2 separate regions of the Homo sapiens genome follow, and region 1 is linked to region 2. The links are chromatin contacts, found by Hi-C or POLR2A ChIA-PET in ENCODE. All regions are on one chromosome and are shown on one strand. The core of a region is the stretch at or near the end of the contact, and the rest is flanking DNA. Distances in the headings are between cores, read along the strand shown.

Evidence for each region. A loop is a pair of places that touch in the nucleus more often than their neighbours do. ChIA-PET counts read pairs that join two places held with the same protein, here RNA polymerase II (POLR2A). Pooled maps may share reads with other maps.
Region 1: a loop to region 2 is called in a pooled map, with 4 times the contacts of the local background. The contact joins the enhancer-like site here to the promoter of ZSCAN26 in region 2. A Hi-C loop is called at or near these places in 2 of 50 pooled maps. POLR2A ChIA-PET finds 5 or more read pairs at or near these places in 2 of 52 experiments (activated B cell and activated CD4-positive, alpha-beta T cell).

The regions. Positions count from the first base shown.
Region 1 is chr6:29,648,683-29,652,151 of GRCh38, reverse strand. No RefSeq gene overlaps it. Among named protein-coding and RNA genes, the nearest start is that of MOG, 6.7 kb to the left of the region's middle. RefSeq lists an enhancer at 2,960-3,469. Within about 2 kb of position 1,996, at least 33 of the 41 ENCODE cell types and tissues checked have a DNase peak (open chromatin) inside an H3K27ac peak, as active enhancers do.
Region 2 is chr6:28,265,741-28,269,365 of GRCh38, reverse strand. It overlaps ZSCAN26 (zinc finger and SCAN domain containing 26), which reads right to left and starts at 2,223. Exons shown (of 4, transcript NM_001023560.4): 1 at 2,153-2,223. RefSeq lists enhancers at 1,617-2,181, 2,326-2,385.

The DNA.
Region 1 (3,469 bases), core at 747-3,246, 1.4 Mb before region 2:
ACAGTATCCCTTCTAAGCATGGGGCCCTTGTGTGACTGCCCTGGTCACTCACCCATGAAGTTTACTCTGCTTTCTACACTGGTAGAATAGTTTGTTCAGAGAGCATGTTTTTTGGTAATTTCAATAAATATTGATAAATTGCCCTGCACAAAGTTGTATACTTCACTGTACCCTGGCTTTCTCCTTAGTGAGTGAGGGAATAATATCATCCACTTCATCAGGGTTATCATGAGAATGACATGAATGAGTCCCTGTGAACTGTGAATGGTACACAGTAACCACTCAGTAAATACAGTCATTAGCCCTTACATGCAGTGATTTTCTTCTGGAACTCCCTCTAGTGGCATAAATATAAAGAGGAATTCACGTTTTCTTTTCTACTTTTGTGGCCCTATTTCCCATAATATTTGTGTGTTTAAATTGGTCTAGATATTCCACTGAGGCTCAATGACCGATAGACTATAAAATGTCTAATTTACATCAATTTAGCCAGATGCTTCCTAGGTAGGTCGGAGAAATGAGAACACTGATCCGAATCAATGTGAGGCAGCTCCCAGCAAGTGAGCGCCTGTAGCATGTGTGAGCATGGGTGCTGTGGTGAATGCAGCCAGGGGCTGCTCTTTCATACTGCTTTATTTCTTTTTCTTTTCTTTCTTTTTTTTTTTTGAGACGGAGTTTCGCTCTTGTTGCCCAGGCTGGAGTGCAATGGCACGATCTTGGCTCACTGCAACCTCCACCTCCCGGGTTCAAGGGATTCTCCTGCCTCACCCTCCTTTGTAGCTGGGACTACAGGCACCCGCCACCACGCCCGGCTAATTTTTTGTATTTTAGTAGAGACGAGGTTTCACCATATTGGTCAGGATGGGCTCGATTTCCTGACCTCGTGATCCACCCGCCTCGTCCTCCCAAAGTGCTGGGATTGCAGGCATGAGCCACCGCGCCCGGCCATACTGGTTTATTTCTTTTTCTTTTTTTTTTTTTTTTTTGAGACAGAGTCTTGCTCTGTCGCCCAGTCTGGAGTGCAGTGACACGATCTCGGCTCACTGCAAGCTCCGCCTCCCGGGTTCACGCCATTCTCCTGCCTCAGCCTCCTGAGTAGCTGGGATTACAGGGGTGCGTCACCATGCCTGGCTAATTTTTTGTATTTTTTTAGTAGAGACGGGGTTTCACCGTATTAGCCAGGATGGTCTCGATCTCCTGACCTCGTGATCCGCCCGCCTCGGCCTCCCAAAGTGCTGGGATTACAGGCGTGAGCCACCGCGCCTGGCCTACTGGTTTATTTCTTTAAGTAACACATACAGTGTAGAAAAATTAGAAACGATATGGAAAAATGTAGAGAACAAAAAACTAATTATGTTCTACCAAAGGTTTAAATTTTATCTATCAACATTTTTTCCATTTTTGTGTATTCCCTATTGTTAGTCTGAGATTCACCAATATTTTTATCTTTCAAAAGGAAAAACATTCAGCTTCTTGTGAGTCAAGTGAGTCAGGCACTGAGGCTTGCCCCTCCCCCTCCCCCCTCACCAAATGGGAATGGGTTTGCGCTGATTTTAATCAAACTGCTATGGGTTGTCCTGCGTAAGAGGCTTTGGGCTGTTCTGTAGGTCCCCGTGGGGTAGAACAGTTGGGTGCAAGACTCTGAAGGCAGATTTCAGCTCAAAAGAAAGAATTTTCCCTCCTTCAGAGCTGTCCAACCGTGGTGGGAATGAGTGGGAACTACGGGAGTGAGCTTCCCATTCCTGGATTTTCCAGCCAACATAGAACTGGAGGTTAGGCCACATTATCCTAATATTTTTGCCTAGCTGTAGGATGATACAAGAATATACATTTTCCTTCCCCATCTTCTCCCGCTTTTCCTCGCCTTCTTTCCATTTCTTTGGCCCCTTCGCTTTTCGCCACCTAGCGGCAGAATCTTGCTAGGTAAGGACCAGGAAGCTCTCCCAATCTGACCCGCAACAGCTGACGTCACGACTTCGCCACCGAGAATTGGTTGCCAGCAGCCTTTGGGGGCGGAGAATAAGGCGCAGATTATAAATAGGTCAAAGAGAGGTGCCTGCGAGCCGCGCAGTGACACCCCGTTCCTAAGGGCAGAGCTTTTCTTGCCTTTCGCTTCAGACCCACTGCACTTGGTTACGTGCTTTTCCTCCGCTGTCCGCTTCGTTTATCTGCTTTAACCCAGCCTGGGCTAGGTAGGCCTGAAGCCTATAATGTTGCTTGGCTGTTGCTCAGGAGAAGAAAGGCCCAGGTGGCCAGTTTGGCAACTGGCACAGTCCCTGTGAGCACCCACCTGCTGATGGTCCTTCTGTCACTACGTAGTCGCTCCGACGCCAGGAAAGTGCGGTGGTGGCCATTTTGGAACTGGGCAACTTTCACTTCGCCAATCATCTTGGGGTCTGGCCACCACAGTACTTTTTTTTCATTATTATTCTGGCAGAGAACACGTTATGGAGGGATAATTATGTAGCCTAGAATTTCTAGAGTTGTTTCAGGACTCATAATATCCTCATTCCAGAATATGAGAATATAGAAGCTTGGAATACTCAGATGCAAATTCCAGCACCACCCTTTCCTAATTGATTGAGGAACACATCTGACTCTAGTCTACGGTCCTGTGGAAAGACCTGTGACCCTAGGCAAAGAGCTTAAAGAAATCTCTCTTTTTTTTTTTTTTTTTTTTGAGACGGAGTTTTGCTCTTGTTGCCCAGGCTGGAGTGCAGTGGCGCGATCTCGGCTCACCGCAACCTCCACCTCCTGGATTCAAGTGATTCTCCTGCCTCAGCCTTCCGAGTAGCTGGGATTACAGGCTATGCGCCACTATGCCCGGCTAATTTTGTATTTTTAGTAGAGATGGGGTTTCTCCATGTTGGTCAGGCTGGTCTCGAACTCCGACTTCAGGTGATCCACCCGCCTCAGCCTCCCAAAGTGCTGGGATTACAGGCGTGAGCCACTGCACCTGGCCATGAAGAAATATCAATTTATTTAACTGCAAAATGATAATTCTGTCACCTCGTGGTGCTGATGTGAGGATTAAATGAGACAAGGTACATAAAGTGCTTAGGCCTGTGTCTGGCTCCCCCAAAAAACATAACACCTCTTGTGCAGCACCTGTGCTTAGAATGTTAGCCAGTGAGGGCAGGACTTCGTCTTATTTTCCCTGTGCCCTCCTGGGCATTGAATAGTGAGGGATACATATTAGAATAAGTTTGCTGAAAGAATGAATGACAAAGAATCCCTGCCTGTAGGTCTTCAGCCTTTGTATTCTATTATCTTTTAGGCTGTAGGCTCACCCTCAGGCATCTTCTTGCCACTCTAACCCCTATAGGCTGATAATTACACCTTTACTTGCTCTAGGTCACAGCAATCTGTTAACTACGAGATTAGTATTTTTATTAGTATTTTTGACTTTTTTTTTTTTTTGAGACATGGTTTCACTCTTAGAGTGCAGTGGCGTGATCTCAGCTCACTG
Region 2 (3,625 bases), core at 974-3,473:
CAAATACAGGCATATGTATATATATACATAATTCGTATTATTGTTTAGGTATATATACCTGTATTCGTATTTTTTATATATACCTGTATTCATATTATTATATCTATAGAGATATCTATACCCATATCAGTATATATCTATGCCACATACATATATATATACTGGTATCTATATCAGTATTGGTATATAAATAAACATGTGGTATGATGTTGATATGTATATATAGGGTATGATGTGTTTTTTTTTTTTCTTTGAAATGGAGTCTGCCTCTGTTGCCCAGGCTGGAGTACAGCAGCGCAATCTTGGCTTACTGCAACCTCCGCCTCCCGGGTTCAAGTGATTCTCCTCCCTCAGCCTCCCGAATAGCTGGGATTACAAATGCCTGCCATGACACCCAGCTAATTTTTGTAATTTTAGCAGAGACAGTGTTTCACCATGTTGGCCAAGCTGGTCTCGAATTCCTGACCTCAAGTGATCCACCGTCCTCAGCCTCCCGAAGTGCTGGGATTACAGGCATGAGCCACCGTGCCTGGCTGGGTATGAGGCTGAATTAGTGGTGAGTTCATTTCTATAATGTGATTAAATATATCAAACACAATATATAATAAATAATTTGATAAACTGTTTTGGGAGGAGCTCCATCTACCCAGCTATTTGAGCCAGAAAACTGACCATTCCTTCCTCCTTTCATATCTCATGTATCTGATCAATCAAGTTCTATTGATTCTATTGCTTAAATATCTCTCAAATCAATCCACTTCTCATCCCCTTTGCCATTGTCTTCTCCTACCTAGACCACTGTGACAAACAGACTGGTCTGAGACACCAATCTATTTTCCACACGCAAACAGTGATCATTCTAAGGAGGATATGAAATATTATTATGTCCCTGCTATGCCTGTTACATATAATGGCTGATTATTACCCTTAGGATCAAGTTCAAAACATTTAATATGGTTTACATTGTTTTTTGATCTAATAAAGTACTTTATTTCATCAAATTTGCAATACTCCTTCTTGCTCCTTGGCCCTTCCACAGCTTATTCCTTCTGCTTGGACCACCCTCCAACCCTCCAATTTTCTTCTTGTTAATGCCCACTCACACTTCATGTCTCAGCATAATAAAACAATGAGCCAGGACAACTATACTACATGTTTCACATATATTAATTATTTAACCCTCACACAACCCTATAAAGAAGACACTATTCCTAATTTCTTCGTGCAGAGAAGGAAATTGAGACGGGGAGAGTTGAAGAACTTACACGAGGTACCAAAGCTAAACCTCAGATCTTTTCTCCAGTATCTCTTGCACCCACAGGCCCAAAACCTTGGATTTATATTTGCCTTCTTACTGTCACACCCTACATCTGACCCAGTAGCAAATATTATTGTCTCTATTTTCAAAGCAGATCATAATCTGATCACTGGCTCAAGATATCCTTATCTCCCACCTGAATTACTTGGAATTTTAAAAAATTACTCTTAACTTTTAAGTTTTCTTGATTCCATTCTTGCCCACTTACAATCTATTATCATCATGAGTCTCCAAGTAAAGAAGCTTTAAAACATAAGTCAGATCATGTTTTCTTCTGCTCAAAATCCTCCAAAAACACACACCAAAAAAAGACAAAATTCCTTACACGATACAGTTCTCATTTCCTCTACACTCTTCCTCTCCATACCCCAATCTCTCTGACATCATTCCCTACAAAGGTCGCCTTTGTTCACTGCTCCAACCGCTCTGGTCTCCCCGTTATTCCTCAAATATGCCAAGCAAGCTCCTGCTTTAAGACCTTTGCACTTGCTATTCCCTCTACCTAGAAAGTTCCTGACCGCAAAAGCCACTTAGGTCTTTCCACCCACCTCCTTCAGATTTCTGCTCAAATATTACCTTCTCGGTGGCGCCTACCTTTAATATCTACTTAAAATTGCGCTGAATGGATGAAAAATATGCAGCAGAAGGTTGTACTCTGTTTACCAGATCCACAGCTTCATCACTCTCATAGGCCCCAGGGCCGACACCTCCGCTACGGACCCCGCCCCCTCGGTCGAGGGAAGATTCTCTGCACCCGCCGGGAAGCAGCTGCTCCCTAGGCCCCTAGGCCGCAGTTCCGCCCCAGCCCGGGGCCCAGCTCCAGGGTCCGCTCACCTGGTCAAGGGGCCTCAGAGGACCCAAACGCTCTGAAACAGCGTCTTAGCTCATCGCCGAGTGTCAGCTCTAGCTCTTCGGAGCGCTTTCTTCTCCGCTCTAGGAACGCTGGAGGACCTTGGCTCGATGGTGCTGCCGCTTAGGCATCGCAGAAGGAGACTAACATGGGTGCTGCCTGCTGAGGACGGCTGGGAGGGTCATTTCGTTGTGAGCTAAGATTGTTGGGGTTTTTTTTTTGTTTCTGTTTTTGTTTTTGTTTTCTCATTTTAAAGTGGATGTTTATTTTATTCATGTAAAAACAGGCCAGCTCCGTTGAGTGTTATCACAAACAGCCAACATTTTCACTTTGCTCACATAAATAAAACACACATACTTCGCCATTTTTCGCAATTTAGAAATTCATCAAACACAATGGCAAAAATAATTGTCAAAGTATTTCGAAAATTAAACTAAACAATGGACATACGTTTGGATTGAAAGGTTTAAGGTAAGAAGAAATTAGGGCTATTACTGTGAGAGAAAATAAATCAACAACACTTTGCAATCAATGTAAGTTTCAGGGGGAATAAAAGCAACAGATATCACTTTATCAAAATAAATTCTACAACAGAGAACAGAAATAGTCTCTCTTGCCCACAGTATCACAAACTGGGTTTTTATAGTTTTTGAATAAGATAAACTCTTTGAATGCTTATACATTGCTAGTGGGAATGTAAATTAGTTCTGCCACTGTGGAAAGCAATTTGGAAATTTCTTAAGGAACTTAAAACAGAGCTCTCATTTGACCCAGCAATTCCATTATTGGGTATATACCCAGAGGAATATACTGTTCTACCATAAAGACCATGCATGTGTATGTTCATCACAGCACTTTTCACAATAGCAGAAACATGGAATCAACCTAGATGCCCATCAGTGGTGGACTGGAAAAAGAAAATGTGGTACATAACACCATGGAATATCATGCAGCTAAAAGAATGAGATCATGTCCTTTGCAGCAACATGGATGCAGCTGGAGGCCATTTATCCTAAGCCAATTAACACAGGAACAGAAAACCAAATACTGCATGTTCTTACTTATAAGTGGGTGCTAAACATTCAGTAAACATGAACACAAATGGGAACAACAGACACAAGGACTTCTTGAGGGTGGAGGGTGAGAGGAAGGTGAAGATTGAAAAGTTACCTATAAGGTACTATGCTACCACTTTGGTGACAAAATCATTTGTACACCAAACCCCAGCAGTATGCACTTTATTCATGTAACATACCTGCACATGTACCCACTGAACCTAAAACAAAAGTTGGAAGAAAGAAAAAAAAACCTTTAAAAAATCTGAACAAACTTTTGTGTTTAACTGATCAGTTGACAGAAGCTTTGAAATATCATTAAATATACAAAACATTGTACTGACGTGTAATTTATTCAGTGTTTCAAGCATTGAAATTATCATAACAGAAAAAAAACAACCA